7 separate regions of the Mus musculus genome follow, and regions 1, 3, 4, 5, 6 and 7 are each linked to region 2. A link is a loop called in an ENCODE intact Hi-C map of the cell type or tissue named here. Cell type or tissue: heart. All regions are shown on one strand. Each heading gives the region's core, and the rest is flanking DNA. Links, peaks and the distances in the headings are about the cores only.

Evidence for each region. Hi-C counts contacts between places; a loop is a spot of excess contacts. Peaks named below come from ENCODE experiments on the same cell type or tissue, not always from the same donor. Only the 100,000 strongest peaks of a DNase experiment are listed, where the experiment ranks them.
Region 1: it touches region 2 in a loop (2.5-fold over the local background); 16 of 42 quality-filtered maps call a loop at or near these places.
Region 3: it touches region 2 in a loop (9-fold over the local background); 20 of 42 quality-filtered maps call a loop at or near these places.
Region 4: it touches region 2 in a loop (6-fold over the local background); 28 of 42 quality-filtered maps call a loop at or near these places.
Region 5: a loop joins it to region 2, with 15 times the contacts of the local background. A loop is called at or near these places in 32 of 42 quality-filtered maps.
Region 6: it touches region 2 in a loop (3-fold over the local background); 15 of 42 quality-filtered maps call a loop at or near these places.
Region 7: it touches region 2 in a loop (2.5-fold over the local background); 2 of 42 quality-filtered maps call a loop at or near these places.

What each region holds. Positions count from the first base shown.
Region 1 is chr6:55,089,144-55,093,668 of GRCm38, forward strand. It overlaps Crhr2 (corticotropin releasing hormone receptor 2), which reads right to left. Exons shown (of 13, transcript NM_001288618.1): 10 at 4,136-4,221; 11 at 3,809-3,944; 12 at 3,370-3,411; 13 at 906-2,275. The coding sequence ends at 2,135. Among named protein-coding and RNA genes, the nearest start is that of Crhr2, 42 kb to the right of the region's middle. In heart, for the core only: a CTCF peak has its summit at 1,683 (motif pointing right); no DNase peak of the experiment used is centred there; H3K27ac peaks cover 275 bases; H3K27me3 peaks cover 705 bases.
Region 2 is chr6:55,164,970-55,169,494 of GRCm38, forward strand. It overlaps Gm34358 (a long non-coding RNA gene), which reads left to right. Exons shown (of 3, transcript XR_377703.2): 2 at 869-1,031; 3 at 1,842-2,225. Among named protein-coding and RNA genes, the nearest start is that of Inmt, 7.8 kb to the right of the region's middle. In heart, for the core only: no CTCF peak of the experiment used is centred there; DNase peaks (open chromatin) are centred at 2,172 and 2,282; H3K27me3 peaks cover 1,197 bases.
Region 3 is chr6:54,584,521-54,589,045 of GRCm38, forward strand. Fkbp14 (FK506 binding protein 14) reads right to left here. Exons shown (of 4, transcript NM_153573.2): 3 at 1,283-1,410. Among named protein-coding and RNA genes, the nearest start is that of Fkbp14, 6.4 kb to the right of the region's middle. In heart, for the core only: a CTCF peak has its summit at 1,829; no DNase peak of the experiment used is centred there.
Region 4 is chr6:54,915,502-54,920,026 of GRCm38, forward strand. No RefSeq gene overlaps it. Among named protein-coding and RNA genes, the nearest start is that of Nod1, 55 kb to the right of the region's middle. In heart, for the core only: a CTCF peak has its summit at 2,212 (motif pointing right); a DNase peak (open chromatin) is centred at 2,250.
Region 5 is chr6:55,014,581-55,019,105 of GRCm38, forward strand. No RefSeq gene overlaps it. Among named protein-coding and RNA genes, the nearest start is that of Gm38539, 15 kb to the left of the region's middle. In heart, for the core only: CTCF peaks have their summits at 1,817 (motif pointing left) and 2,605 (motif pointing right); DNase peaks (open chromatin) are centred at 1,891 and 2,591; H3K4me3 peaks cover 312 bases.
Region 6 is chr6:55,075,182-55,079,706 of GRCm38, forward strand. It overlaps Gars (glycyl-tRNA synthetase), which reads left to right. Exons shown (of 17, transcript NM_180678.3): 14 at 201-310; 15 at 1,774-1,867; 16 at 2,402-2,592; 17 at 4,039-4,323. The coding sequence ends at 4,164. Among named protein-coding and RNA genes, the nearest start is that of Gars, 39 kb to the left of the region's middle. In heart, for the core only: no CTCF peak of the experiment used is centred there; no DNase peak of the experiment used is centred there.
Region 7 is chr6:55,036,111-55,040,635 of GRCm38, forward strand. Gars (glycyl-tRNA synthetase) reads left to right here and starts at 1,891. Exons shown (of 17, transcript NM_180678.3): 1 at 1,891-2,123. The coding sequence starts at 1,932. In heart, for the core only: a CTCF peak has its summit at 1,945; a DNase peak (open chromatin) is centred at 1,861; H3K4me3 peaks cover 3,089 bases; H3K27ac peaks cover 3,116 bases.

The DNA.
Region 1 (4,525 bases), core at 137-4,136, 76 kb before region 2:
TCACTTCCTGGTACCCGTTTAATACTCGAACCATATATTTTATATTTTTCCTTTCTAAGCTTGTTATGCTTGTTCAAACTTCTCTTAATGTAAAATGCACTTAGTCCAACTTTTAACCTCAACAATGTTAAAAATTCCAAAGTTCAAGGTCTCTTCTGAGATTCATCCAATCACTTAACTGTAATCCCCAAAGAAAGACAGGAAACCAGCTGGGCAAACTCCAAACTCTGCATCTCCATGGCTGATGTCAAAGCAGTCTTCAGATCTCTCATCCTAAGGACCCATATATGGTGAAAAGAGAAAATTGTCTTCCAAAAATTTTTCCTCTGACTCCACACGCAGACTATAGCACACAAGCACTACCCCCAAATGAAAGCGTTTTTTCAAAAAAAAAAACTTCCAATATCCAACGTGGCTTTAATAAACTGTTTATATTTAAAAAAAATTTTAAGCATGTGTCTATAGTCCTAGCGCTCAGAAGACAGAGGCAGGATTTTAAGTTCAAGGCAAGCATGAGTCCAGCCTGAGCTAAGTGAGGTCCTGTCCAACAAACCCAGAAAAATAAAAGTCGTGATAGGCCGATCTAGAAAACTCTTGAAAAATCCCAAGAGTCAGGCAGAGAAGTTGATAGGCCAGAGAAGACCTCTAAAAATAAAATTCCCCAGGGTGGGATGATGGAGAAGGCTGGAAAGAAAAGTAGCAACACAAGCCACCTGCTGACAAAGTGTTTGAAGACAGGTGACAGTGGCCCTAGAACCAGGCAGTGTCTAGGTGTCATTTGGTGTGTTTTAAAGTGCCGCGACAGTTTTCTTCTAAAATTCAAATATATACCAAGTGTCAGAAACCACGTCTTTTCATGCTTTAAAATGTATCAAACGCCAAAATAAAAATGCGTAAGGCTGGATACGTTTTCAAAGTTTATTTTCGTGGGGTACCTAGACAAGGGGCCTTTTCAAGTCTGTTGGCTTGCCCCAACACCCCTCTTCTGCTCCAGGGGCAGAGGAATGGAAGAGAAGCCTGAAATCAAACTGTGTCTTCTTGCTTTCGGAGCCTGAAGGGCCTTGCCTCCTCTCCCTCCCAATTCCAGAATATTAGTCCCTGGCACAGGTGGGGTCTACGCTGGGGGTGGTGCAGATGCCACCCTTTGGGGGTGACAGGAATGATTCGGGCCCTTTGAACCTAAAGACTCCACAGGAAGGCCTGCTTGGGCCTAGCCAGTAAGAAGAGGGGCATGGATATGTCCTGCAGACATTCTGCCTTTATTACTGGCTCACAATATCTCTCCAACATCTCGTTGCTTGAATTGTGGCCAACTCCACAGATGCCTGGCTGATGTCACTGAGATCCTGGGGCCCTTGTTTCAATCACTCCCAGGCATACTCTGATTTGGGGGATCCTCACCCTTCTTCCCCAGGCGCTTCTGTTCTCCCTTCTGTCTGGCACTGTGGAGAGTGTGACTTTCCATCTAACTCACTTCCCGTGGTCTAGGTCCCCAGACTGAGCCCAGACTGAATTGGGGACTCCCAGGAGGGATGGCCGACTGAAAGCCAGCATTCTCCTGGAGACACATGGGAAACAGACTGGGGAAGAAGAAGGCTACCTTGGTAAAGGGCTGGTCATCTCTGCTCGACAGCTTCTGGGATGAAGCCAGATAAGGTCATTCTTGTCTCCCTCACCTTTAGAGGGCGCCCTCACGTGTGGAGATGGAAAGCAAGGAGCAGAGCCAACTGTGGGTGCTGTGGGTGGGGCAAGTAGCTATGTGACTTGGCCAGGTCCCTGCCTGCTCTGAGCCTCAGTTTCTTCAGATGTAAATGGTGCTGCAGTGAGGACCCCACAAAAGAGGCTGGGTGCACAGAGGCTTGATGGTGTGAGATGCATCCCTTCTGAGGGTCCTGTGATGTCCCTCTGCTCCTTCGTGCTTGGAGATGTGTGGCTGGCTGCACTGGGCCCTGGTCCTTCAGAGCCCCCCCATGTCATAGCTTTCCTTTCCTTCCAGGCGGGAGTGTTCGTTCTCCTCCCTTCTCCTGTACCTTGTACCCTGTGGGTCAGGGTAGCAAGGAGGACCCAGGGGAAGGCTGTAAAGGATGGAGAAGCTGCCTCAGTGGTGGACTGCCGGGCAGACGGTGACAGAGGGTCACACAGCAGCTGTCTGCTTGATGCTGTGGAAGCTGATCCTGGTGGGCGACGTAGGGATGGACATGGCCCGGGCCACAGGCACCCGGAGGGCGTGGTGGTCCTGCCAGCGGTGCCACCGCTTTCTCAGGGCCGCGCGCACCTGCAGGAAAGGAGAGTCACCTGCCTCTGCCATCCCTTACCCCGACCTCGAGAACTATTAAAGTTAAACTATTAAACTATTTAACTATTTAACTATTAAAGTTTAAACTATTAAAGTTAAGGTTGTCTGGGATGGCCCTCGGCCTGCCACCCTCACTTCAGGGCACTGGTGAGGTCTTAAACTCAGGTCCTCCCCTGAACTCTGTGCCCGCCCCGCAGTTTCCTTCAGGGACCCACCCTCTCTTTCCCTCTCCTGGAGAGGCTACTGGCCTGCTTAAGGTTCCAGTTCCCCTGCCACCATGAATTAGTCACTATGGCTCTGTAAGTCAGCCCCTCAACTCAGCAGGCATCAGGCCCAGCTTTCTGCTCATCAGGAAAAGCCTCTTGTCGCCCCCTATGTACTCTGCCTTCTCTACCACTGCCTAAGGGACAACTCCTGTCTCCGTCTTTTCTACACTAAACTGACTCTCTTCTGTTTGTATTGTAATGGAAGACAACAGCTTCTTCCTTAGAGGAGAGAGAGAGAGAGAGAGAGAGAGAGAGAGAGAGAGAGAGAGAGTATGCATGCATGTGTGTTCCCACTGAGCACCACAGCAGGTATGTGGAGGTCAGCTTTCATTCAGGAGTAGATTCTCTTCCTCCGCCGTTTGAGTCTTAGGTTTGAACTCAGGTCCTGAGCTTTGGCAGTCATCCACCAGCCCTCGACGGTTTCTTCTCTGCCGAGTTCGTAAAGAACTGCTTGAATGACATATGCCACCTCACATTTTTCTGAAAGCTTTCCTCTGTCATCCCCTCTGTCTGGCTTCCTCAGGTCCTGCTATCTGGGCACCTTGCTCCTAGACTCTGAGGGCACACATTGAGCACAGGCATGTTACTCCTGGCTTGTGTAGTTGACCTAAGCTGGCTCTGCAGGAGAAGTCCTATTCCCCTAAAGCTAAGTGGTTTCTTAGCCCCATCTCCTCAACTCCATAGATGGAGTTGAGAAGAGCCAGCGACGAAGCTCTTCTGAAAGACTGGGCAGCTTGGCTGGACCACCTGGGAGCACAGTCTAAGAGACCTGAGCCCCTAGACCACCCCAAAGGCCCTGTCTCCTACCTCTCCATTGAAGAAGCAGTAGAAAACGGACACAAAGAAACCCTAGAAAGGAAGGAAGGCGATGTGAGGCATCTGCTGAGGGGTCATTCCAGCCAGCAGTGTGGGAGGACATGGGATGGCTGGGTGGAGCTCAGAAGTCCTGGGCTTAGACGAGGCATACAGTTACCCCAGGGTCTGCTCTAAGCTGGGTGTGACCTCTTGCCTCAACATCCCGAGCTTGTCCTAGGTGTTCTGAGAAGTGCTAAGACAGTTAAGTCCCAGGATGGGGGTTACAATCAGGGCACCCTGGTCAGCATCTGGGGCCAAGTGGGGGTTCTGGATGTGCAAGCGCTTGCGTTTTGGTGCTCATATAACCCATCCTAGCGTGCCGGCTCAGTGTTAGCATCCGGGCCTGGGAGGTGTGCTGCCCCGGGGTGGGGGTGGGGGTGGGGGTGTCTACCTGGAAGGACTGCAGGAAAGAGTTGAAGTAGATGAACACAATCTGGGACAGGTCGTCCTCGCCAGGATTGACAAAGAAGAGCATGTAGGTGATGCCCAACAGGGGGAGGAGGACCAGCGTGGCCTTCACTGCCTTCCTGGATGGGGAAGCGAGAGGGTGAGAACAAGCCTGAGCTTGCCTATAGGATAGGATTCACTCGGGGAGGAGGGATGCGGTGCTATGCTTTGCTCAAGCAACTCTAGGGGCGAGGACCCCAAGGGCTCTGGTGATTGGACCCCCTTGCTTCTTCCATACCCGCCAGGTCAAGGTGTCCAGGCATTTCCGTACCTGTATTGGATTGTCTCGGACGTGGTGGATGCTCGTAACTTCGTCATCAGGATCCTGACGATGTTAAACAGAAATACAAAATTGATCTGGAAGAAAGCAGAGAGGGACACGGGAAGGGTGTGCGATGAGAGTGGGCTGAGAAAAAGAACCTCTGGCACCTGCAGAAGCTCCAGCACCGGGCACCTGCTTTGGTCACCCAACTTCTGCTCCTACCCAGCAGGGCAGGAAGGCACCCATTGACTCCAGGGCCTGCCTGCCCTCCACCCATGGTCCAGGCAGCTTATAAAGAAGATGGGTGGGGAATGTGACTACTCCTCTGGAGTCACTCCTGAGAACCCCACCCCCTGCTTTACTCCAAGACAATACAGAACCACGCCCCAGATCTCTGAT
Region 2 (4,525 bases), core at 402-4,401:
AGGATCTGTGTGTGGGTTCATTGACTGCCTGGGAGCCAAATGTCTGGACTCTCTAACATCCTCTAGGAAGTGCGTTCTCTGCCCTTGCTGCTTGACTGATCTGTGGTTTTAGAGGCAAGCCATGACTTCTGAAATCAAAAAAGGCACAGTAGTTCTCAGGGTGAGGCTGAACGCAGCAGAGTCGGTTGCTCACCTCCCTCTCTGATTGCAAAGTTCTTAACAAACTAAAAGGTACAACCTTCTTTCCAACACACAGGGCAAGTCAGTTTCCAGACTAACAACAATGCGTAAAATGCAGTTCTCACTTAATTACAGGAGGGGCTTGCTCTGTTTGCAGCACTGTGGCCGAGGCAGTCTCAGTAGATTGATTATGGTAGGATGTATGAATCATCATAAGGTTTTCCAGGTAGTGTTCACCCTAGGAGGTCCCCACCGGTCCTGGCCACTGCACTCTTATCTACCTACCCATGCTTGGGCCTCTGCTACCTCAAAGTATCTCTTCTTCCCACTAGGGTGCCCTGCAGAAAGACACCTTATCTTTCTTGGCTTCTGGCTCTCACCTACCCATTCTCTAAGAGGCATGAGAGTCCCACCCAGTGGGCCATTCTCTACTCCATCCAACCCCGATTCCCTAGTCCCACTGTATTGTGCCCTGTCTCAGCTGACAGTCCCGGAAACTAGCAGGTCAGTACACAGCAGTCCTACCCATCCCTCCTGCCTTGGACCACAGGCCCTTGGCAGGGCTGCCTGCCCCTTTCCCAGCCTTCAACGCCTCACTTAGCTGGTGGTCCTTGATCCCCACCGGCCAATAGGATTCTCCCAGACTCTTGCAATAGGTGGATTTCTTTTCTTTTTTTTTTTTTGTCAGGGGCAGCCCACCACCACACCAATACAGCCTTGTTCCCAACATGGGGATACTGGACTTTAGACCTCAGAGAGGCTTGGTAGTGATCTTTGGACCAGTACTGGCCTGCAGGAGCCTATCTTCATGAAGGCAAGAAGTGGCTCATCTTCTGGATGCATACCTCATGGTAATAGGGGGATCTCCTTAGGACACAACCTTCCCCAGTCTCCCTAGGCATCCCTGCTACTGAAAGTCTCATTTGGTTCTCACCACCCTGCCTGGAAATGATTCTTGAGCTCTGGACCCTGTGCCCCTCAGAAACCCAGTGCTGGTTTTGATCAGGGAGTGGCTAGTGGTGACTTCTCACTGCCGGCAGGTGGTCTGACCTTTACAGCCACCTAGGGAAGGGTTCTGGGTACATCTTGTGGCAAATGTGCTTTGAGCCCCGGGTAGCCTGCATCTCTCCACTGAGTCAGAGCTCAGTGCCTGTCCTTTGTGCTTGTCAACAAATGCTAGAGTCACCAGAGAAAAAGAACCCACCATAAAAAAATGTCCCCATCAGACTGACCTACAGGTAAGCCTATGTTGCATTTCCTTGAGTAATGATTGACACGGGAGGGTCCAGCCCACTGTGGGTGGTCCCATCTCTGGGCAGGTGGTCCTGAGTGGTACAAGAAAGCAGGCCAAGTAAGCCATGGGAGACAAGCCAGTAAGCTGCATTCCTCCATGGTTTCTGTTTCAGTCTGTGCTTCCTGGTTCCTGCTTTGAGTTCTTGCACTGACTTCCTTTCATGGTAGACTCTAAACTTTTTTTTTTTTTTGCTGATCTGTTCTACAAAGGTTGTGGGCTATATCTGGAGAATTCCGTGGCATCTGTACTTTCTAAAACTTTCGAGGACTCCCAGTTAGCAAATCTGTTAGCTGGACTCTCAGACTGGGCTGCCTGCATTGCCCTTAGTGATTCCTGCACGCCCCATCTCCCCTTCTCTTGCCTGCAGGCAGAAGGGAAAGAGGAGTGTCCTACATGCTGTATGCGCTCTCAAAGAAGCCTGTGCCTACTGGACGGCATCAGTGGCCAGTGCAGACACTGAACTGGGATAGCTGGCCCAAACCATCCTGCTTGGTGCTGCCCACCTCAAGAGACTCCACCCACCAGCCATCCTATCCTGTATCTCCAACCCTACTGGACTTGCACCAACTCAAGCCTCAGCTTCCTCTCCTGCCATCCCGAGGCCCCGTTGATGCAGAGTCTGGGACCACACAGACATGGAGCAAGTCCTGACTTCAGAGAGACCTTGCCTGTTGAAGGTTGCTTTTCTCTTTTGTTGTTTGTTTGTGTTTGCCTGAGAGGGCAGGAAATAGATACTTCAAGATGTCAAAAAGTTGAGCAAACCACCCTCTTCTCCTCAGAACGCCTGAGTTCTGCTGATACTTTGCCCTACACTGCCCTCTCGTGGCCATATGGAATCATTGCAGCTTCACATTGCTGTAGCTCTAAAGCAAGGACCAGGGACCAAACTTGGTTTGTCCTTGTCACAGGAAGGAGGACTCCCTTGATGGGGAGAGGACTCCCTTGCTATTGCTCTCTAACCCAAGCCTCATGATCACCTCTCACACAATGAACACATTTAGGGAACACTTGGTTTTAGCAGTAGCGGGGGCTGCCCTTTTCCAGGTCTTGGCTGCTGGCCTGGTCCTTCTCATTACTTACTGTTTCTGTTCAGTGCTCAGAAGTGGAGCATGGGTTAGAGAAGGGAAGAGGAGTTCCGTGTAGTGAGGTAATTCAGGTAGGTGTCTGTACCGGTTAGGTTTTTTTGGTCAACCTGACACAAGCTAGAGTCATTTGAGAAGATGCCTCCACCAGACTGGCCTATGGGTGAGCCTAAAGGGCTTTCTTGACTGATAATTTATGTGGGTGGCACCGCTCCTGGGAAAATGGAACCAGATGATGTAAGAAAGAAGGCAGGGCAAACCTCCACAGTTTCTGCTCCATTTCCTGTCTCCAGACTTCTGCCCTATTAACTACGACAGAAATTGGAACTAGGGTGGGGGCATTGTAACAAACCTGACTTTTAGGGAGAATTGTGCTTTCATTTGAACTTCGGGCTGGACAAGCCATTGAGTGCTCAGAACTCAGTGGGCTGTTCTCTAGGCTTGTGGGGGCTACAAATGCGGAGAGCAGTGCAGATGGTGGAGGCCTGGCTAGTGACGTTTAGAGAGAAGCAAAGAGCTATCGGAGCCATTGAGTGATATTTTGCATTTAGTCCTGTGGCTCTTGGCAGCTAGGGCTAAGAGTGATATTTTGCATTTAGATCTGTGGCTCTAGTCAGCTAGAGCTGAAGAATCAGCTGTGGTGAATGTTAGCTTACAGGTGATTCCACCAGGCTCTCCTCTGGGACCTAGCAACGGCTTACACCTGCTGCTAGTGCCAGCTGTGCCACTTATAAAAGGACTGCCCGCTACCCAAGCCCCACCTCCTGTTCTCAGGGGAGTTCTTTCTCCCCCTTTCTGTCCTCAGAGCCCCTTCCTCTCCCTCTTTACCCCATCTCTCTCTGCCCTCATGGCTCTCTTGCTGCTCTACTCCTTCTCCAGGTCCTCACCCCTCTCCCACCCCCCCACCCCCCAATTCCCCTTTTATACCAGATCTGTTGCAGAGTTTTCGCATGGAGTTCTGATCACTCAGGGGTCCTGAGCATTAATTACTCAGGGAGACACCTTGGCATGGGATTGTCAGGTACCCCCTCGGCCCTTTGTACCTCATAACAGTTAACAGCAGACCAGAATGACCAGGGCAAACCTTTGCTTTGCTGGAGACGCAATCGATGCTGGTTAAGAAGTTAGCAGCAAGTAAGAAGAGACCAGCATCACTGAGATAAAATCCTGTGGGACTTATTTCCCTAGGGTCAGCACAAAGAAGCTGTGGTCCAGAGGAAGTTGAGGCTGTGTCTCATACTAGTAGTTGAACTTGGTAATGTGTAGAAGCCTCTCAGGTGGTTCTGGTTTTAAAAGTATGAAGGGGTCATGGAGCGAAGCTGAGGTTTGACACCATGAAAGGCCAGTAGAGGTTATTGGTGAGTGTGCAGACTGTTGATGTAGAAGCCACAGAACTAAAGGTGTCATGAAGAGAAGTTGGGGCTTGGCACCATGTGGCAGGGTCAGAGTCCCCAAAGAGCCCAAGAAAGGCTATTACTGAAGGTACAACCATGTGCAGTGGAGGGTCCATGATTCACCAAAGAATGACATCCCAGATTCAAATAGCATGTAAACGCAGAGTGTTTACTCTGCACAAGCCCAGCACGCTGGGGGCTCCCATTACCAGAATAGAGAGACAGCCAAGTGAGCTTCCAGGCCTGATTTAAAGCACAGTAGGGAATTCCGGGGTAGGTGAGCTCTATGTTAATCTGTTGGGACCATGTCTATGGGCATTCCATTACCAGGGAGTGGGGGGGGGGGCTGGAAACTTACTGGGGAAGTCTGGGAACTGTTACTGAGAAAGTCTGGGAACTGCTGCTGACCCATTGTCCTTGCCTCAGATCAAGTCGAGGGGCCTGGACTTACCTGAAATTGCCCAGTTCTTGGAAACAGAGATTTAGGCCTAGTCTCCTTAGCTGCCCATTCGAAGCCTGCCATGGAATCAGCCCAGCCTTCACTAGAACTATGGGATGACCACCAAGGCCGAGAG
Region 3 (4,525 bases), core at 308-4,307, 580 kb before region 2:
GTCTGGCAGCGAGAACCACGGGCGTGTGTCTACCTCTGCTCTCTCTCCACAATAGCTATGACAGCCGGGAGGGCTTGAGACACGGAAAAACCCTTCTTCCTCCTCCCACCTCAAAAGCCAGGCCTTCAGGTGGCCGAGGAAGAATTTCCCCTCTGTGTAAAATCCAGAAATGCCCTCCCGCGGAGGCTGACTTGGATAAACTTGGCCAGGCAAATCGCCCCTTGGAGAGTTCTCTGAAAGCCGTTCAACAGCCAGTTGGCCATCTTCGGCAGAAACCGTCCACAGGGGAAAGTTCCCAGGACCCACGCGTGTCTCATGCAGTCATTACCGTCATGGAAAAAAGAAATGCTTTCCAAGATCCCCGGCTGACACAGTCAACTCTAAGCCTAGGAGAGAAGGGAAGCGGCAGGAGACTGGGCACGCCCCTCAGCCAACACACTTCCCTAAGCAGTGATTTCCTACCAAAAAAGGGCTGTAAATAATATTTTACCTAAATAAAAATTTCCTTATCACTTACTCTTTGAGAACTTATATATAGTATAGTTTATTTTAATCATATTCTTTCCCGACCCGCAACTCTCCCAGATTCCCTCCCTCCATCCAATTTCATGTTCTCTTAAAAAAAAAGGAGCCCCCACCCCCCCCCCATGGAGACTTGATGCCCCAGAGAAGGAGCATGCTAGAGGGGTGAGGAGGGAGCGGGTAGCTGGGTGGGCAGAAAAGCACCCTCTTAGAGGCAAAGGTGGTGGTGGTTCGGTGGGATTCATGGAGGAGAGACCTCGAAGGAGGACAACATTTGAAATCTAAATAAATAAAATAATTAATTAAAAATAATAGTAATAAAAAGAAATAGTTACAGCCTAGCCAGGTAAATATATTGCTATCAATCTCATTTAACTCTTCGCCCCTCACTGGAACAGGCTCATAAAAGACAACAAAAACTGGTAGAAAATTCAAGGCGGAAACAAGATTGTCAATACAGTGTGTGTATTTGGAAATAAAATGGCACAATCAGGTGTAAAGAAGAGCCGCATGGGAGTTGATACAAATCAGTCTCAAGGGGAAAAAAAAAAGGGAAAAACCCACTAAAAACCATGGGGTCCGATTTATGTTGGCCACTACTTCTGAGCATGAGCCCTGCCCTGGGTCTGGCTGACATACCCATTGTCACTCCTTTGAAGAAAACTTGTTTTTCTTCTCCTGGCAGCTCAGGTATTTCTAAAAACGGGAGCTTAAAATAAAAGCAGAAGAAAAACAGAGGAGAGGCAGAAGGTAGAGTCACCTCATGCTTAGAGAGTCTCCAGTCGTCATTGAGGTCCATTTCTTGAAACGACTCGTGGGACCTTGGGCCATTTCGAATTTCCAGGAGGTCAATGTTGAATATCAGTGTGCTCTCTGGAGGGATTTTACCTGATATGAGGAGGTGGGGAAATTTTTATTTACAAGATCTAAAAGTATTCATAACAAAATCAATTACAGTAGCAGACATTCTAACTACATTCAATGAAGAGGTGCTCTACAATGGTCACAGATAGTAGAAATCACTTATTTCTAGATCATACTTTACCCAGGAAAGAAAAGTAGAACAGAGGGAGGAATAACCAACCCAAACTGGCAGAAGAAAAGCACGCGTTTGGGTAGCAGTAAAAACACACACAGGTGGATATGATAAAGGCCTTGACACTAATTTTCAAATACAATTCAGGCCCTTCATGTCACACTTCAAGAATGACTTCTAAAGGACTTGAGTAATTCAGACTGAATTACATTATAAAAGATTTGTTAATTTAGATCAGAAAATCTTGACCCTCAAGTACACAGGGCTGTCACTACAGTGTCTACCACTGGGAGGCAGTATTTAATAGTGGGAGCTCTGTGAACATGGAGCGCAACTGAACTTCAACTTCACATCTGCCACCTCTCGCTTCTGTCCCTTATCTGTAAAATGATTGACAATTTTCTACCTTAGGTATCATGGAGAGGACAAAGGGGGAATATCCATAAAAAAATAATACCCTTGGGGTTATTCTTGATAAATAGGGATTGATGTTTCATGGTTTTAAAAATAATAAAGGAACATTCAAATTTTTCAACGACTTCGGATACCTCCTGACATAGGACTTTATGCATTTATTTGTTGAGACATTTAATCAGAAAAGGGAAATCTAAATCAACTTCTGAAAGGAAACTAACACATCTTTAAAAGTTAAAAAAAAAACAACTTGTTAAAAATCTGGGGATACAAACAAACAAACAAAAAACCCTAAGAGTCAAAGAAACAAACTTTCTTGGAATTTTAGGCTTTTTGTTGTTGTTGTTCAAACTTGCTTTCTCTATTTAATATAAAGGTCAGGGTACAGAGGTCAAGATACACTTGTTAGACAAGACTTCACTGTGTCCCCATTTCCTCAAAGTTCTATGAAAGGGTAGTCAGTTTCTAAGAGAAAAACACTCACAGGATGAGCCAAAGCTTACCGTTGCCGATGGAGACAGGGAAGGGACATGCATAGACCGGTGGGAAAGCTGGTATCTTTCCAAGGAGGCATGCAAGCATGTACTAAAATACTACAAAATTAGTGGAAGAATTAGTTCCATGACACCAAAGGAAACAACTCAGCCTTAGATCTCTGCATGCTACGAAGTGAAGCTGAGCTAACTAGGTCACGGACGACGACTACTGTTGCAAACATAGAGTTAGTACTGAAAGAGCAGTGGCACGGGGAAGAGACAGATTACATCTAAAGGCACTAGAGAAACCTCTTCTAGGATGCTCCATTTCTCCTGCAAAGAATATAATTAGAACTGAATGTGTTTAATAGCCATGGCAGTGGAACATAGCTTAGAGAGCCAGTCCTGCTTCGGAGTACATCATAGGCACATACAGCGCTTAACCTCCCTAGGAAACAGGCGAGGAATCTTCACCCATACTTTGTCAATGGCTATGCTCGGCTGAAAAATGCCACGAGATCTAATTACACCACATCAGACTGATTCTCTGCCTGCTTCTGATGACTTCTTACAATTATTTTCTTCACTGTATAAGTACTACATTTTCTTCATAGAGAATTTGTAAGATAGACTCAGAAATGAATGTAATTCTCAGAATCACAGTATACTATTAATATTTTATTCATTGTGATCTGCTTTCTATGTGCATATACTTCCCATGGGGAAAGCTAGACAGACACAAAATCTATTTGCTACTTTTACATTGAACATATTTCATGTATAATTTTTTATTTTTTGCAAATGGCACTTTTAATAAGTGAGCTACATCTTATATGGCTAACCCCAATTATAACACACTCAAGTTAGTTCCAATTGGTTAATAACAACACGGTGGTAAAAGTTCACAATCCTGTCTCTTCAGATATGGCCATTGGCCCAGATCAGATTTCAGTGAAGAAACTACCTCTGGGGCCAGCTGATAAGCATCATCCGACAGCCCGAGCGCTGCATGAATTCAGCTAAAATACCAGGTGTCAGTGCCTTGGAAAAAATTGCCACAAAAGCTGTGTGGACCACACAGATAGGCAGTGGTGGTATACACCTTTAATCCCAAAACTCATAAGGCAGAGGCAGGCACATCTCTGAGTTAGAAGGCCAGCCTGGTTTAAAGACCAAATTCCAGGACAGCCAAGGCTACACAGAGAAACTCTGTTTTGAAAAACCAAAAATAAATAAAATAAAATTAAGCTATTGAGAACTTTACAAATAGGTTTAAAAGCAAGAATGCAACTCTCCCAGTGAGAGCTGTGGTGTGGAAAACTTCCTGGCTGTAACTAGACACAGCCATCCATCAAACTACATCTGATGAACCTATTCCAAAGGTTCAAATCAAGACACTTTTCTTGCATTGTTAGAGCGAGATGGCAGGTTTCCTCTAGAGAGGGAAGCATTGTGAGCTGCACAGCAGGGAGGGTAACACAGCAGTGAGGGTCACACAGCAGTGAGGGTCACACAGCAGGTAGGGTCACACAGCAGGGAGGGTCACACATCAGGTAGGGTCACACAGCAGAGAGGGTCACACAGCAGGGAGGGTCACACAGCAGGGAGGGTCACACAGCAGGGAGGGTCACACAGCAGTGAGGGTCACACAGCAGTGAGGGTCACACAGCAGGTAGGGTCACACAGCAGTGAGGGTCACACAGCAGGTAGGGTCACACAGCAGGGAGGGTCACACAGCTGGTAGGGTCACATAGCTGGTAGAGTCACACAGCAGGTAGGGTCACACAGCAGGTAGGGTCACACAGCAGGGAGGGTCACACAGCTGGTAGGGTCACATAGCTGGTAGAGTCACACAGCAGGTAGGGTCACACAGCAGGTAGGGTCACACAGCAGGGAGGGTCACACAGCAGGGAGGGTCACACAGCAGGGAGGGTCACACAGCAGGGAGGGTCACATAGCTGGTAGGGTCACACAGCTTGTAGGGTCACTCAGCAGGGAGGGTCACACAGCAGGGAGGGTCACACAGCAGTGAGGGTCACACAGCAGGGTGGGTCACCCAGCAGGGAGGGTCACCCAG
Region 4 (4,525 bases), core at 319-4,318, 250 kb before region 2:
GGGCCATGGTGGAAGTCCTACAGGGCCACTGCCTCGTGTGTTTTAGAGGGAAGCCGCTCCAATGGTGACCTCTTCTTTCATAGGAGGATCAAAAGAAAAAATAACAAAGGAGAAGTCATTGCACAGGTTAAGATGGTCTCTGGGACAGGTGAATGAAAAGAATCCACTGTTAGACCCGTGACTTGCTGAACTGAAAACTGTACCATGTATGGAAGGACCGATGGTGAGACAGACAGAGGGGTTCTGGATGTAGCGGCAAGGAGAGAACTACCAGATGTGAGGAGACAGAGCACCCTCAAATAGGGCAGCAGCACTGGGGAGACAAATACTGCCAGGGGTGGTAGGAAGCTTAGATCTGACTGTGGTCCTTTGGAACTGAAACAGAATTACAGCATATCACGTGGCTAAAATGTGCCATGGGGGAGGAGATTAGAGAAGATGTACCGGAAGTCAGTTTATGATGAAGATGTGCGAATCACTGGACTACTTGGGGCAGGCACAAGAGTTTGTTGGCTACTAATGAGTCCTCTTGGCTGGTTGTGTTGGCCTATACCTGTATTCCCAGAACCCCAGAGGCTAAGACAGAAGGATCATAAAGTTGAGCCCAGTATAGTGAGACCTTAGACCCTTCCTAGTAAGCAAGCACATCACAGTAGCAGGAATCAGAGCCTTACACGTCACCTAATGAAACACTTGATTGAACATCTAAATGCCACAGCAGGCATCTGGCCCATCCTGCGGGTTTAGTAGCTTGTGAACTTGCTTTTCCTGTACCCAGGCTGCTGGTGGTGACGTCACATGTAAGGCCAGCTGGCCACCTGTGCAGTGGAAGGAAGTCAATTTCCAGGAGTTAGCCCAGCCACTTCCTCCTTCTTGTTCCAGTCTCATCTCCCTCCTCCAGGTTCTCATATCTTTGTATTACAGGCAGGAGTCAGAGCTACAGTGTTATGAGTGGGAGAAAGAAGTGCTAGAAAGAGAACCACTTGCTGATAAACAGAAGCGAACTTCAGCCATGGATTCTGATATGGAAAGCCTCTTGTCTGTCCAGCCCATGCCCTGCTGTCTTAGTCAGGGTTTCTATTCCTGCACAAACATCATGACCAAGAAGCAAGTTGGGGAGGAAAGGGTTTATTCTTAAGCTTAAACCTCCAAACTGCTGTTCATCACTAAAGGATGTCAGGACTGGAACTCAAGCAAGTCAGGAGGCAGGAGCTGATACAAAGGCCATGGAGGGATGTTACTTGCTGGCTTGCTTCCCCTGGCTTGCTCAGCTTGCTTGCTTATAGAACCCAAGACTACCAGCCCAGAGATAATACCACCCACAAGGGGCCTTTCCCCTTGATCACTAATTGAGAAAATGCCTTACAGCTGGATCTCATGGAGGCACTTCCTCAACTGAAGCTCCTTTCTCTGTGATAACTCCAGCCTGTGTCAAGTTAACATATACAACCAGCCAGTACACCTGCTTTCCTGGATACGAGGCCCCTTTACAAAATAAAGAAGACAGTTACAGATATGGATGCTGGTTCATCCCTCAGCACTTAGCATTGCACGTGGCCTCTTGTGTCTGGGCTGTGTGAAGGGGTGGTGTTGTCTTGGCTATATACTTAAGGTTGGGAAGGGTAGCACAGGACATCTCTGCTTCTGCCTGCCCTAACTCCTGCTTCCACTGAGGCAGCACCAGAGGAAAACAGACTGATGAGGTAATGGGAGTCGCTGTTTCTGGGGCCCTAACTGCGCATGGATACTGGGTAAGAGCTTTATATTAATTTATTTAACCTGCTTGCTCAAATAACCCTACAGGAGGAGCATTATTTAACCAGCCTGCTTACAGATGGGAAACTCAACAACAGAAAAGCTAAGTCACTTGTATAAGGTCACACAGCTGCCAGAAGCCCTGGGATTTGAACCCTCAGCACTAGTGAATGACTGACCAAGTCATCTTTTAATGAGTTCTTAGCCAGTTCTCTGCGTGTATTGCTGTCTTTGACGTGATGGATAAATGGAATTAAGATAGTTTCTTTTTATTTAGCACAGTTTGCTTTGGTCTGAGTTTCATGGCTTAGCAGGTAAAAGTGCTTACAAGTGACGACTGGAGTTTGATGTCTGGAACCCAACATGCAAACCAGATGCAGTTGTATACGTCTGTAGTCCCAGTACCCTACTGTGAGATGTAGGAGAACCAAAGAGAAGCCTGTCAGTTCTCTGGCCTGAAGAGGGCAGCACAGCAGCAGAAACAAAAGAAACCCTGTCTCAAGGTGGATGGAGACCATGGAGCCTGACCTCCATATGCAAGCCATGGCATGCACATACCCACGTTCACAGGGGGAAATGCACATGTGAGCATGGGCGGGCACACACCAAGTAAATAATTTTATTTTAAGAAATGAGAGAGTGAAATAGTGCACCTGTCACCAGGGACCCGGTACAGTTGGCTCTTTGAGGTCCTCCTGTAATGAAAGTCACAGACACACACCCCATGTGACTGCAGCTCTAGAATGTACCTGCTGACTTCCATCTACCCAGTCTCCTGGCTGGAGGATGGAGGATGGAGGATGCAGTTGTTGGTTATCGCACTCTTCCTGCCCACGATGCTATCCCATGGTGCTCCCCGGACACAACGCTCACTGATGCCCTTCAGCCTGACTCCAGTGTCCTGGAATGCAGGCATCTTAATTGAAGGAGTAAACGTGAGGTTTCCTGAGAAATACTGGATGCCAAACAGACTCACTGTGCCTTTGCAGAAAAGTCCCTTTCTGCTTGGCCTGCCTGCCCGCACTTAATAGGCAAGGAGTTAGTTAGTTAGTTAGTTAGTTAGTTGCAAAGTAAACTGAAGACTTTGAACTGTGTTCTCACTTCAGCGCCACCAGTGATCAGCTGTGTGGCATTCCCTTGTCACTCTTGCCACCTGATACCAGTTTACTCTCTGGTGGAGTGAGGGTTTGGATCACGTGAGCCTGAAGTCCCAAACAGGATAAGTGTGGTCTTCCACATGTGCCCAGGTCCCATCCTGACAGTTTGCTTGCTTCATCATAAGCCTGTCCTGGCTAACAAGACAATGTGCACAATTGCATCCCTGATTCTCACTGTCCCTGTTCAAGAAGCATTTCCACTCCACGAGGCTGTGCAGGGAAGCAGTTTCCACTGGCCTGGGCTTAGACTGGGCTTCTTCGGGTCGAGTGAACCCACCCAGAGATATGACATGCCTCAGTCAAGGAAGAGTCCAACCCCTGCATACTTCCCACCATCACACGCAGGCCTCCTTACAACGGGAGCCACTCTTTGGGACTGCCAACTCCTCTTGTGGCCATTATTGCCACCACCAGTGAACAATCTTCAGACATGCACATCTGGGGCATGGGCAGTGTTTGGACAGTGTCTAGGCTGAAGGGCAGGGCCACAGAGCTTTCCTCTTCCATGGAAATGCCCTTGGTTATTATATTACACTGTTCTCTGGTTTTCTGTCTTTCTAAATCATTCCTCACACCCGTAACTTGGGTGACAATGAAATAAAATTGCATAATAGGAAGAGTTCTGCCTCGACCATCCCGCTCCAAAGAAATAACTTTAAGGATTTTCTTTTTTTGTTTGTTTGTTTTTTCGAGACAGGGTTTCTCTGTATAGCTCTGGCTGTCCTGGAACTCACTTTGTAAACCAGGCTGGCCTCGAACTCAGAAATCCGCCTGCCTCTGCCTCCCAACTGCTGGGATTAAAGGCATGCGCCACCACGCCTGGCTCTTTAAGGATTTTCAATTCTACCAAAACATTGCTATCATCACCAGCACTACAGTCAGTCTGGAAGCATGAATGTCTAATCACTAGAATGTAATTAAGCGAAAAATTAAATTAAATTAAATTCTCAAATTTGTAGAACACAACTGGTAGTTATTAAGAGCATGAGAATGTGAGAGAAATGTTTTATTAAAAAAGAACTGCAGACATAGTGTGTGTTTACACACACCTTTTAATCCCAGCATTTGGAAGGCAGAAGCAAGCAGATCTCAGTGAGGTCTATTCTACATAGTGAGTTGCAGGCCAGTCAGAGTTACATAAAAATATCTGCAGACACACAGTGTGATTGCAACAGTGAGAGGGGTGTTTGAGGGTCAGTGAGGTTCTGTGGCTAAGGACATTTTCCAACAAGCCTGGTGAGTCTTGGTGCCTACACGGTGGAAGGCAAGAACCAACTCCTAAAGTTGCTTTCTGACCTCCAGATACATACTGTGGCATGCATGCATGTACTGCTCCCCCAACCCTCTCCCACACACAAATACATTTTTTTAAAAGATTTATTTATTTATTATATGTAAGTACACTGTAGCTGTCTTCAGACACTCCAGAAGAGGGCATCAGATCTCATTACGGGTGGTTGTGAGCCACCATGTGGTTGCTGGGATTTGAACTTTGGTCCTTCGGAAGAGCAGTCGGGTGCTCTTACCCACTGAGCCATCTCACCAGCCCCATTTTTTAATTAAAGATATTTCAGCAAAGTATAAACAATCATTACAAAAAATTAAAGTAGCTG
Region 5 (4,525 bases), core at 263-4,262, 150 kb before region 2:
CAAAGAATGTTTCAGAGAGTTTAGTTTAAAGCACCATGGGCACTCACGTGTGAAGGACATCCATCATATACAGATGCCACTGTCTTGGTTACTGTTTAAGAGATACCATGACCAAAGCAACTCATACAAGGAAGCATTTAAATAGGGGATTGCTTACAGTTTCAGAGGGTGAGTCTGTGGTCATCATGGCAGGGCACATGGCAGCAGGTGGGCAGGCATGGCGCTGAAGCAGTAGCTGAGAGCTTATATCTTATTGGCAATTTGGATGCGGAGAGACAGCAAGACTGGGCCTGGTATGGGCTTTTGAAACCCCAAAGCTCATCACCTGCCCCATCGACAAACCTTCTCCGACAAGGCCACACCTCCCAGTAATTCCTAAAACAGTTTCATCAACTGAAGGCCAAGTGTTCTAAGGTAAGAACCTGTAGGAGCCATTCTCATTCAAACCACCAGAGAAGTCACCAGAGAAGCAAAGCAGTTGCGAAAGTAGTGAGTTATCCAGTAGTGAGGTGGGGCCTGGGAGGTGGCTCAGCTGGTGAAGTGTTTACCACACAAACGGAAGGACCTGCTCAGGTCCCCTTGTTCTGAGGATGGCTCAGATTCAGGCATGAACCACATTCCTGGCTTGGTGTTTTTGATGCAGTTATCATCCACTGGATACTGGCTTGAGATAAAGCACTTAGCATCGTTTAAGCAGCAGGACATCAGACCACTGAGGAGTTCTCACACTGGGCTGCATCATAAACACAATTTTTAAAAGCCATTTGGACCCATTTTGCATTCAGCATCCTAATTAGCCTGTACCTAGCTGGAGGACAAGTCTAGTGTCTCTTTTGTTCCCCTCTGGCATTCCCATAATTCTTTTGAGGCTCCTGTAACTTTCAGGGCTAGCATGGTTGCAGGCTATAGTTTAGTTAAGAGAAACAAACATGACCAACTGTGGTTTCAAATGCCTTTAATAGCAGCACTCTGGAACTGGTCAGCTCCAGAATTCTAATGTCTTCTAAGCAAAAATATTTGCAAATCCCTCGCAACATCAATTCTATTACTTTGACTTTCCTCTATATTCAGCTGTCCCCTCATCTGAAGCCACAGATGCTAGGAGGCAGCAGACCATGCATCTGGGTGTTAGAACCTTCCTTAGCTCTCAGTTGCCTGCATTCTACTTTCCGCTTCTATGAACTTGACCACTTTAAATACCTCATATGCTTGAGTTGGGGTTTCTATTGCTTTGATGAATCACCAGGACCAAAAGCAACTTGGGGAGAAAAGGGTTTATTTTGCTCACACTACCAGGTCACACCCCATCACAGAGGGAAGCCAAGACAGGAAACTCAGGCTGGGCAGAAACCTGGGGGGGCAGGAGCTGATGCACAGGCCTTGGAGGAGTCCTGCTTACAGGCTTGCCCCTCATGTTTTGTTCAACCTGCTTTCTTATTGAACCCAAGACCATCAGCTCAGGGGTAGTGCCACCCACAGGGAGCTGGCCCTCTCACCTCAATCACTAAGAAACTGCCCCACAGGCTTGCCTGCAGCCTGATTTTACAGAGGCATTTTCTCAATCAAGTCTCCCTCCTCTCAGATGACTCTAGCTGTCAAATTGACCTTAAACTAGCCAGCATACCATGTAAATGAAATTATGTGATGATTGTCTTTTTGTATGTGATTTATGTCACTTGGCATATGTCCTCAAGGCTCCTTCTGTGTATTTGTGTAACAACATTCACTTCCTCTTTGTGTCTGAATAATAATCCACTTAGCGCATGCATATTCCCTGTTCTTCAGCAAGAAGGCGCACTTGGAGGCTGCCACCTGCTGGCTCTCGTGACTAGAGCTTCCATAAAGTAGGGAGCTGTGTTAGGCACAACCTCAGATTAAGGTGGGCCGGCTACATTGCACAAGATCAAAGCAAGCTGTGTAGACTGCAAGCCACTCCCACCCATGCTCCTCCCCTGGCGTTCTCAGGATGGAGGGAGGGAATTTACCAGAGCTCCTACTTAGTTGCTTTTTTTCACCTTGATCCCAAATCAGCAGCCTGCATTTCAGCAAAGGGCATGGGGCCAGCCCCATCTCAGGTCCCAGCAGGCGTGGGATGTCAAACAACACCCCTCTCCACTCTCAAGAGCCCTGTGATGCTGTCCTTTAAGTCCTGCAGACAGCTAGATGAAGTTTAGTCATCATCTGAAGCACTGTAGGATGGGAAGTCAGGGGTAAGCTCATTGTAACAAAGGAAATATGCATACAAGGAAACATGCCAAAAGACCTTGAGAAGATTTGGGTTAGGTGAAGCGGGGGAGGTGGGGGGATTCAGAGCTCCAGGCCAGCCTGAGCTACATAGATAGCAAGACCCTGTATCAAAAACCAAACAACGGTGGCAGCAACAAAGGGGGAGAATATGCGACACATGGAGTGTGGTAGAGTGCGTTCCTGGCATGCCAGGGCCCCTAGATTCAATTCCTAGTGCTGCCCAAATGAATACCGGGAAATACACACCATGTAAGCCTTTCCACTTTCTTTTCCTTTCATTTCTTCCCTCGCCTAGGAGTATCCCTGGCAGCCAGTCATGCTGAACCATGTTAGACAACATTATTTCCACTAGGGGGCAGCGCTACACTGGCAAGCACAGGCATTCTCTCCTGCCACAGCTTTCCCTTCTCGCTTTACATCTCTGTTAGAGAATTGGCAGAGACCAGGTTCGCTCGGGTTGTTGTTGCTTGCTTGGTTTAGTTTGTTTTGTTTTTGAGGATACAGCTCTTTCAGCCCTTATCGGTCCATAGTATCCCACCATCTCCTGAAGATGAAGTCTGAGCTCTGGGACCATGTGATCACGGATCTGTCTTTCTAGAAAGTAACAGAGCTTCTGTCCCTTCTCAACTGTGGGCTGCCTCAGACTTTGAGAATAAGAGATTTGGGGTGATTCTGATCGATGCCACTTGTTGACTCAATACATCTCTCACCTGCAAAGCCAGGGCTGTGGTGGCCCCACGGCGTGGGGTGTGGATGGAATGAGTCCACCACAGGCCTTACCACACAGATATGCAAAGCCAAAGTCAGTTCTTAGAGATCAGCTGACTAATAAATAGTCTCTGCTGGTCTCCAGGCTTCTCCAGTTCTCTGGCCAAGAATAAACGTTACATTTTTAGTGCTCATCTCATAACCGTATTATAGCCATAGGCAGAGAGGTGGTTATTTCTCGTGACAGAAGGGGAAGCTGTTTTAAATTTCCTAAACTTCCCGATTCTCCCCAGCATGCAGGTTTTGTTTTGTAGTGCTGGGGATCAAGCTTCCTGCTCTAGCACTGAGCCGCGCAGATCTAAGCACTGGGGATCGCAACTCTTGACAATTTCCCTAAACATCCAAATGCTTTCACCCTTGTTCAGCGAGGTGCCAAAGCTGAGTGGTAGCCTAGCTATTTTAGGATCTTTAAACATGAAACATGTCCCTTGATACAGAGTAGGTAGTCAGTATTCATTTCCTAAAGAGACTTACAAATTTAGCTGCTTCGGCTTCGGATCTCAGTGTATTTTCTCAAGTTTTCTCTTCCCTTCCCTACCTCTTAAGGAGTGATCTTGCTAAGGAGTTAACTGAGCCCTCTCCCTGCTGAATTCCTCCTGGTTGGTTTTGGGCGCGTTTGAGAGCGCCCTTCACCAGAGTGCCCAGAACTCCTGACCAGAAGAACTGAAGTGGGTTCTTGAGTTGAGGTCAAATCTTTCCAGCAGTTAAGTGAAAACGCAATGCCCAGGACCACCTGGGTGGCCCAAGGCGATGCTAAAAGGAACTCAAAGCGCATCTCATGAAGTGGAAGGATGTTAGTTCTCCGTGGGCCTTGAGTGAGCTCTCCTGGGGGTGACGTGAGCAACTGTCTAAGCCTGCAAGACCTCATGCTCTGCCTCTCCCTTACGAGCTCTGTGGCCCCCAAGGCAGTGCATTGCCTTCTGGACCCTCCCTCTCCTCCTTAGCTCCTCCCTCTCCTCCTGAGCCTCTACACCTGAGCCCTCCCTCTCCTCCTGACCCTCCCTCCTGAGCCCTCCTTCTCCTGAGCCCTCCCTCTCCTCCTTAGCTCCTCCCTCTCCTCCTGACCCTCCCTCCTGAGCCCTCCTTCTCCTGAGCCCTCCCTCTCCTCCTTAGCTCCTCCTGAGCCCTCCCTCTCCCCTGAGCCCTCCCTCTCCCCCTGACCCTCCCTCCTGAGGGTGATTGCTATTGTTTGGCTCCTGTGTTCAACCCTTCAAGACCAAGGAGGATGGGCCAAGCATGACATACCTGGGGTTTCTTCCACAAAAACAAAAACCAAACCCAAACAAGTAGCATCAGCCCTGAGCAGCTGATATGGCTTAGTTCTTCCCTTGGGCTGATGTCGTCGCCACCATCACCACCATCATCATCACCACCACCATCATCATCGCCATCATCATACAGTACCAGGACTTCATGTGTGCAGGCAAGCACCAGCACTGAGTATCCTCGTGAGAATACTTTCTTTTCAGGGAACTTGAATCTGAATGGGAATCCAGGGACGGTTGCAGCC
Region 6 (4,525 bases), core at 154-4,153, 90 kb before region 2:
CAGGTTAAACATTCTTTGACTTAACTTTCCCTTTAAAGGGATCATATTGCTTATGAGCATATAGTTCTGAGTGTATTCTGTATAGAGATCACAACTCATCCAGATTTAGGGAGTTGGAGTGCCAAGGATTATCAAGGACTCTGATTTGCATCCTGTGGTCCTTGAGAGAGTATTACTAAATTGTCTACTTTTTTTTGCAGTGGAAGAAGTTGTTCCGAGTGTAATTGAGCCCTCCTTTGGCTTGGGCAGGATCATGTATACCATATTGGAACATACATTCCATGTCCGAGAGGGAGATGAACAGAGAACGGTGAGCTGCCCCGAAATGAGTGCTTAGGTGGAGCTTGCCTGGCATTCAAGTGTTGAGGCAGTAGGAGTTTATAAAAAGCTTTTCAACCCCTCAGGTTTTCTATTCATTTGATGATCCTGCATCACGGCTCCGTGCCTTCCACTCTCTCCTCAACCTTGTGAGCCTTATCTTTGTTATCTCACTTTCTATGGAAGGTGTATTCCGGTTGCTGCTAGCAGATTTCCAGGAAGAAAATCAAAAGGCTAGCTACAGAAGAGAGAGCTTTTGTCTGTCTTATTGGTTAAAGAAACGGTCTCATTTACATGTAGTCCAAATCTGAGCACACATGGAACGTTGGATATCCACCCACGGTTCTTTGTAAAACATCAAGCATTGAAGAATGAACTGGTGAATTCTTGGTCCTGAGTTCTAGAAAGTCTGACACATTATTATACTACATAGCTAACAGAATTGCTCTTTTAGTCTCTGTGATGAGACTGCATCTTTGTCCTGACATGAGATGGTAGCTGTCCTTCATTTGTCAAATAGTAAGAGCCTGGCCCAGGCTTCAGATACATCCGTGAAGACACAGCTGAGTCAAGGAGTGATGGTGTGCCTAACTAAAGGGCTTACTTAGATGTCAGTTTTGCTTCGTGTTTTCCTGCTTATTTTTTTAATAGAAAGGTTTTTAGTTTTTAAGAAAAAAGTCTTTTGGCTTTTTTTTTAATTCAACAATATTGATATAACTAGAGCTTTAATAGACATTTCATAAAGGCTAAACAAGAATAAATTAGTCACACTATTATGAATTGCATAGTCCCTCCATGAAGAGAAATTTGATTAGGCTGTGGGAAGCCAAAAATGTTTCTGAATTATTAGCACCCACTTATTTAATCCATTTGCCTACAAATTTGGTATGAAAACATTTCTAGTGAAATTAAAAAAAAAAATCTGTAAAGGCAAGTTCCTGCTTGATTCTATAAAATAGAATTATCCCAGGCTGAAGGAGGAAGCTGTGATGTAGGCCTCTGTGTTGCTCAAGTAGAAGGTTCCCTTGTAGCAGGATATTTGTAATTGCCTGCCGTCAAGGGGGTAATTAAGCTTTAAGCAGGAGCTAGCCTCGACTCTGTCATTCGGTGCTTTAATGGAACACATCCAGTTGCTCCTATGTTGTGTGTTCTTGCCGTCAAATGAACCTTTTATACAAGTCCTGTTTATGACATGCCTTCAGCTCTCATTTTCAATGCAAAATGGCCTGCAAAAAGCTGGCTTGCCTGCCTCAGAACATCTGCTGCCTTTGATTTTGAGTTCATGCACAGCGTAGGAGGGTTGGGCCATTTACTCCCTGTATGCTGATAGAAGAGCTGGTATTTTGATAGTGAAGTGGTCTAAGTTACCTACTGAGTGTAACTACTTTGTGCTTTGTGACAATAACAATTACTTATAAGCTAACATTTGAATTTCTTTCTTTTAAAACCATCTAGTTCTTCAGTTTCCCTGCTGTGGTTGCTCCATTCAAATGTTCTGTCCTTCCACTGAGCCAGAACCAAGAGTTTATGCCATTTGTCAAGGAATTATGTAAGCAAATCCAGTTGGGTGATCTCCATGGGAACACTGTCTTGCAGACTCAGTTTTACTGAATGTATCATTTGTTTGAGTAAAATCATAGATTGACTATGAATAAATGGGATTTTAGCCTCTGCTTATATTATAACAGAGCAGACTTGCTCAGATGTCTTAGCATGGGGTGAGTCAGGAGTCAGACTTCAGAATTCCTTGCTGCTCTTAGTGGCCTTGGTTCCCTCTTCCCAAAACCCTAGTGGAATGTAGCGCCCTGCTGAATCTACAGCATTGGAGGGATCCCAGGAGTGCTGGCCCTTTACTTCTGCATGAGCAGCTCAGGGCTGTGCAGTCTCCTTCCGGTGCAGCTGTTCTGGGTGGAGATAGCAGGGCAATCTGGGCTGCTGCAGGGGACTTAGTAAGCACCCATATAGCTGGGACTTGCTGCTCTCATCTCAGGGTCCTTTGTGTTTGCTGAGCTTCCGAGCCTGCGTTCAGATGACACTGAGAATTACTGCAGTACCTTACTCTGCCTCACTTTGTTTTGAATAGCCGAAGCTCTGACCAGGAACGGCGTGTCTCATAAAGTCGATGACTCCTCTGGGTCTATTGGAAGGCGCTATGCAAGAACTGATGAGATTGGCGTGGCTTTCGGCATCACTATTGACTTTGATACAGTGAACAAGACGCCCCACACTGCAACTCTGAGGGACCGAGACTCCATGAGACAGATAAGGGCAGAGGTGACTGCCTTCTCACACAGTTACTCTTAGATATGTTCACTGCTTCCTACTGGCTTGAATTGGACTTTGATATACTTATGTTCTTGGTTTTATTTTTTGTAATATTAATGATTGGTTTGTATCAGACAAAGCCCAGATTCCCAGAACTGTTTGGTTTAATTATGAAAATACCCATTAACACTTCTCTAATATTGTATGGTCGTTTGGATTACTCTTGCTCCTTTTCTAGCAGTTCGTTTTTACACTTGGTTGTTTATTAAGCAAGAGAAGTATCATCCCTTGAGGCTGTTGCCATAGTTTTACTGGCACACTCTGGGATCTTAGCCATCTTTATCATTGTATTTCTATAGACACGTAAAAATGTGTGTATAAACTTAGTGTTAGCCCATTGGAGATGGAATCTTTTTGTAACGTTATAAAGAGCAGTGACCACAGGGGTAGGACAGGCACAGAAGAGTGGCTGAGTGGGTCAGGGTGGGGCTGGAGGGGCACTGTCCCTGCAAAACGCCTGGCTAATGTGTTAACTTTGAACAGGCATTTATTTAGAGTACTTACTAGTATTCAGCTTGATACAGTTATAATAAGGAAAATAGAAACAAAAACTGCTTTATCCAAAAGGGTTTCATAAATCAGGCTTGTGTTTATACACCCGTCCTGACTACTCTGTACCTACATTCCAATGGCTGCAGTTCTGTGTGAGTCCCACATCAGCCTCTACATGGGCATTTCCTGTGAACTTGCTGGAGCATCTTAATCTCCACCCCAGACCTGCCGTCCTTTAGCCGGTGGTAGGGAAGGGTAGCCAAGCGGTTTAACAGGCTCCACATAGGCTGCTTTTCCATGCCCGACTTTGCCAACCACTGCTGGAGGCCACTGTCACTTGCTCTGCTGCACCTCATAGACTTAATTAAATACAGGAGTTAAATGTAACAGCCGTGAGATAGCATGAGATACAGACTGGGATGAGAGGCTTGTGGCGGTGCTGAGCTGTGCAGGGAGCTGGTAGGCTTGAGCCTTTGTGGAATTGAGGAAAGACCCCAGCCTGGGAGGCGGTGAGCATAATTAGGAAAACAAACACAGCTTGTAAAGGATGATATCATGTGTGTATCCATGGTGTGCAGTATATCACAGATAGGCAGTGGTTTGCTCTGTCTGCATTGCTGACATCATGTGTGTATCCATGATGTGCAGTATATCACAGATAGACGGTGGTTTGCTCTGTCTGCACTGCTGACATCATGTGTGTATCCATGGTGTGCAGTATATCACAGATAGGCGGTGGTTTGCTCTGTCTGCATTGCTGACATCATGTGTGTATCCATGGTGTGCAGTATATCACAGATAGACGGTTTGCTCTGTACTGTATATAAGGGTTCCTGAATTCAGGGCAAATGCCCACCACAGATGTCAAGTTGGCTAATGCTTGCACTTCTTTTCTCTTCCCAGGTCTCTGAGCTGCCCAATGTGGTCCGCGATCTGGCCAACGGCAACATTACCTGGGCTGATGTGGAGGCCAGGTACCCACTCTTTGAAGGGCAAGAGACTGGCAAGAAGGAGACAGTAGAGGAATGAGAACAGCTGGCAGCTTATGACCATCGTGCTAATAAATAACTCATCATGTCCACTACACAGAGCATTGTGACTGCATCCAGGGACGGTTTTTCCTCAGTGGCTGCTTGGTTTTACTCCCACAATTAAAGTTGAAGGAATTCTGAACACATTTATAATCCATCTGTTGTGTTTCCATTTTTTTTTTTTTTTTTTAGCAAAGACTTTTCTCTCAGATATTTGTTTAGATGTGCTTGTGTTTAACACGGTACATCTTTTAAAAGTAACAGTTTTATTGGGGTATAGTTTGTAAGCTACAAATTATTTTAGGTGTGCAACTTAGTGTACTTAACAATTATACATCCATAGTCCAACTTTAGAACCT
Region 7 (4,525 bases), core at 370-4,369, 130 kb before region 2:
CTTAGATGTTTACACTTTAGCTAGGACTGGCTAAAATTCCAAACTTCCAGCCAACAGTATTGGGAACCGAGATCCTTGGAAGTGGCAGCCAAAGCAATAAAGAGTATCTGGGACTAAGACTTTCACCACCAATTCCAAACCAGAGAGAAGAAATGAAGCACCCAGCTACTTACACCAAATTTACTCACTGAGTAAACCGTCTCCCAAGCCTAGGAAGCATTCTCCATTGCTAAGGGAAATTTGCAGGTCAGCAGCAATGGGCCAATTCCCTGGGACAAGGGGTCTGGTCTGTGCCTGGATTAGTCCATGGGTTCCCCACACTGCAAGCTGCTAAACCATGGGTAAAGGTCTGTCTGGACTTGTTCCTGGCTTGCTCAAACAGGCCCATATCATGCCAGTCACTGGGAAAATATGCATGAGACTGCCAAGCATGTAGCCATGAGAACGAATTTCGGACCTGACTCCTGGAGACTGGGGTTTGGAGTTATTTGTAGATAAAGAAGCAGGGTGGCCTGAGGTGTCAGAAAAGTGACTATAGGTGAAGACTAAGGACGCATCAGCGATCTTTGTCAGGACCCCTTCACTGGATCTATGTTTCTAAACAATGGTGGCAATAGCATGTTCTGAGTGTGAAATTTTAAGCCTCCAGATTTCAAAAGGTCACCCTTGGATATCTGTGCAGGCTGCAGGAAAGGGCCAGGAACTTAAACTGGTTTACACCTTCAAGTTCCTGAAAAACACCAAGATTGCCACAGCACCCCAGGTGTTATATCCAGTAAAGCTAATAAAAATACGCGTGATCCCTAAAATTGGCAGTAAAAGCAACTTGGAAGCAAATGAAGAGCGTCACAAACCTCCTCTTGCTTAACTTTTGTCTTGGGGATACTGGGTAAACTAGTAACTACCTTGTGTCTGGTTCTTCACCCTAAAAAACAGCATCAAAGATTTCTGGGAGTTGAGAACGTGTGGTCTCTCACTGCATGGAGTTGGGTTCTCTGAAAGAGGGCCTTGAGCCAGGTTCATTGCCCTCTAGACTGTCCACTGTGTAAAAAACCAGCTAACCAATCACAACAATAGCACAAGGATAATGATGGTCTTCTTGATATTTGTGAAACTGGAAGGTGGTATCTCCCGGTTGGGCCCATCATCTGGCTGACTGGCTGTGAGGTGTCCACAAGTTTGGGAGCATCCAACCTATATAACTTCTGCAAGAGCTTTGAGGCTAGAGTTCCCCTGACTGCTCCATGAGGTGGTTATCCAAGTAAAATCACTTTTCCTTTGCCTCTACACCTTGTCTTTCAAATTAACTGGCATGCCCTGAGAAGAACAGCAACTCTGATTCCTATAAATAGTCCGAGGAACATTGGGTCTTGAGCAATATTTTTGTTTTTGCTGTTGTTGTTTGTTTGTTTCTTAAAGACAGAGGCTCACTGTGTATTTTAGGCTGGTCTTGAACTCACGATCCTCCTACCTCGTCTTCCCAAGTGCTGGGATTACGGATGTGCATCACCATGACCCACTAGAGTTATAGTAACTCTAGGTTCCGATTTTATGTGACTTTATATACTCTTCTAAACAATGGGCTGAGGAAGAAGCAGAAGTATGGGTGTTCCAGTGGGGCGATTCGAGCGTCTGGGACAACAGAGAAGCCCACGATCTAAAGGTGCTCGGGCATCTAGGTTAGGACTGCACTCTCAGAAGCCATGTCCTTCTGTGCATTTGTCTGGAGCGTCCTCTTCACACATTTTTGAGCAAGTTGGTGCCCTTCCGGGTTCTCTGCCGAATCTGCGGTTGCAGACGCGGCGGCTGCGCGCGCCTGCGGGAAGTGCGGCTGCGCGCGCCTGCGGCCTGGCTGCGCTATTTCATCATGCACCGGGCGGGCCGCGCGCCGCTTCCGTAGCCGCCCTGCGCACCGCCTAGGCGGCGTGCTCATGCCCTGTCTGCTCCCCTCGCTGCTCAGAGCCACCCGCGCCGCGCTGCCGCTCCTGTCGCCGCCCCGAGTGGTCGCAGCGTCCGCGTCTCAGCGGCTCCTCAGCGCTCCCGCGCAGCCCGCCGCCTCCCGGAGCAGCATGGACAGCGCGGAGGAGCTGCTGGCCCCACTGCGGCTAGCCGTGCGCCAGCAGGTACCGACCCTCGCCCGCAGCCGCGCGCCGCACCCCGCTCCTGTCCGTCCTTCCCCTGTCCCCGCGCTGCGTCGGCATCCGTGATCCTTGGGCCTCGTGCCCTCTCTGCGTACCCCGAATCCAGCCGTAGGCTTCGCCTCCCTCTTTGAGCGCCCCGATGGCTCGGCTCAGCGGCAAGCTGATGCTGCGCGCTTCTTTTCTTTAGTCTTGGGGATGCTTTGGGAAGCGTTCCCTTCTCTTTATCTTCCTTGCTTCAGTGTTTAGCCTGAGGACTGGCTCACGGTCGAAACGTGGCTATGGGGAGGTGTCGACCCCCCACCCCCCTCCAATACTGATGCGAATTCATGATCCCTCTCCTGTCATCTTTCTGCCTTCTGAAGAGAGTGTCTGGAACCAGCGAGCTTTCGGATCAAGCTGGAAATTGTAGATGGACTGACCGAGCCACTCAGTGAAGTCATCCATTCTTAGGGTGGAACACCTGAAAATGTCATTTTGCGGAAGGGAAGGGAGGTTTCTTAGCTGGAGAATCTGGGGATTTAATGCAGATCTCCTTTTTTTACTGTAGCACTGAGTGGTGGTGATCAGACTTAAGAGGGAAAGGAGAAAAGTATTTGGAATGATACCCACACCCAGTGAGAGCCAGAGCTTACAGTAGGGCCCGGCATCCATGACCTACTAGCTGTAAACACCGGTCGGGTTGCGCCTGCTCTGGCGCCTGATGCAATCGTTTGTCTAGCTAAGGAGGGTGGAATCCTGTCTTAAGGATAATTCATTGGAGCTGAGGTGCTGCAGCTTCGAGGAATTCTGCCACTTTGCTCCAGTTTGAGCCCGACTCAGTTAATAGGCTTTCATTTTGATTTTCACTATGGGCTTTATTTTTTCTTTTTTTAATTGTATGTTCTGTACATTCAGTCTCCATCCACCTTCCACTCCCCACATAAATGTATGTGTGACTCCTTTGTTGTTTTGTTGTGACCTAACTCCTTCCTTTGGAACAATACATCTAATTTTGGGGGAAAAAAAAAAGCACACACTGCAAACCCCTCCCTCTGCCACGTTAGCCTGGAACTGCAGTACATAGTATTCCTCTGTAGTAAGACTGAATGTAGTTAACTTCAGGACGCATTGATCATGGAGAGCCTTCCTGTACAGCTTGTGTGACCTTCATGTCCTTTGTTGTTGGTTTTGACTTGTTTTTTTGGTTTTATGTGTTTGTTTGATAGGGTTTTTGGTTTTTTTTTTTTTTTAACTTTGGGATATTTTCCCAATAGTTGAATTAATTTATTTAAGTTAGTTTGGACTTTTTTCTTTTCTACTTTTCCAGAAGTACATATACACTGATTAGTTGCGTGGAAAATTTGAGTCATACTGAGTCCAGTGTCACTGGAAAGAGTTTGAAGATCATCTAGTTAAACGGTTTTCCTCTTGGACATGTATGGAAAAATGGAGTGCAGTCCATGTCACACGTTTTCATTGTAAAGCCTGGGCAGTTGAAGACTTACTGAGGTGTCGTTTGGAGGTGTTAAAGGATCGCTCTTAACAGTGGCGTGCATTTTGAAGGGGGGTGTTACCAGAAATAGTTGTGCCCCAAAGTAAAATTCAAACTGGTTTCTCTTAAGTCTGAGCTTGACAGATTCACAGGGCTTCAAGAATTTCTCTATAAGATAAGTGGTGATATTAGCAATCATGAAGGTTTTTTTTTTTTTTTTAAAGTATATTATGATTCATGAAGCTCCAAATGACCAGGACACACTGTGATGAGCACAGGCATTGGTAAAGATTTTTTTTTTTTCAGAGTCCTAAAATACATTCCTGGGTTTATGTAACTGATTATAAAAAGTTCAGTGCTGTGGTTTCTGAGGTAGAAATAACTTTTCTGTTTCTTTTTGAGGTAGGTCCTACTTTGTGGCCTCAGAGCCAGGGTTTCTGGTCTCCCAAGCTGTCTTCAAAGACAGCATGTAGTGGAGGATGACCTTGACCTTGCAGCTTCCACCTCCAGAGGGGCTGGGCTTGAACTCCAAGCTTTCTGCATGCTAGGCAAGCATATACCACCGAGCTGTCTCTATGCCTTTGAAATTACTTGAAAAATATCTTCATATATTTATATTTATTTTCTGTATGTGTGTACACATGCATGCCACACACTCACTTGGAGATGTAAAGACAAGTCTTCAGGATATCACTTTTCTGTTACTGTATGTGGAAGTTTTGCAGGAATGTGTTCTCTGCTTCCACCATGGCATCTCTGGGAATCAAACCCAGGCTGTCAGGCTTGTTAGCCTCACTCTTACTGGCTGAGCCAGCTCACTGGGCCTTTTAAATCTACTGCTTGTCAGAGCTTTGATCAAAGAATTTCTACAGTTGCCTGAAACGACTTAGAATTCCACTATGTATGATTTCTT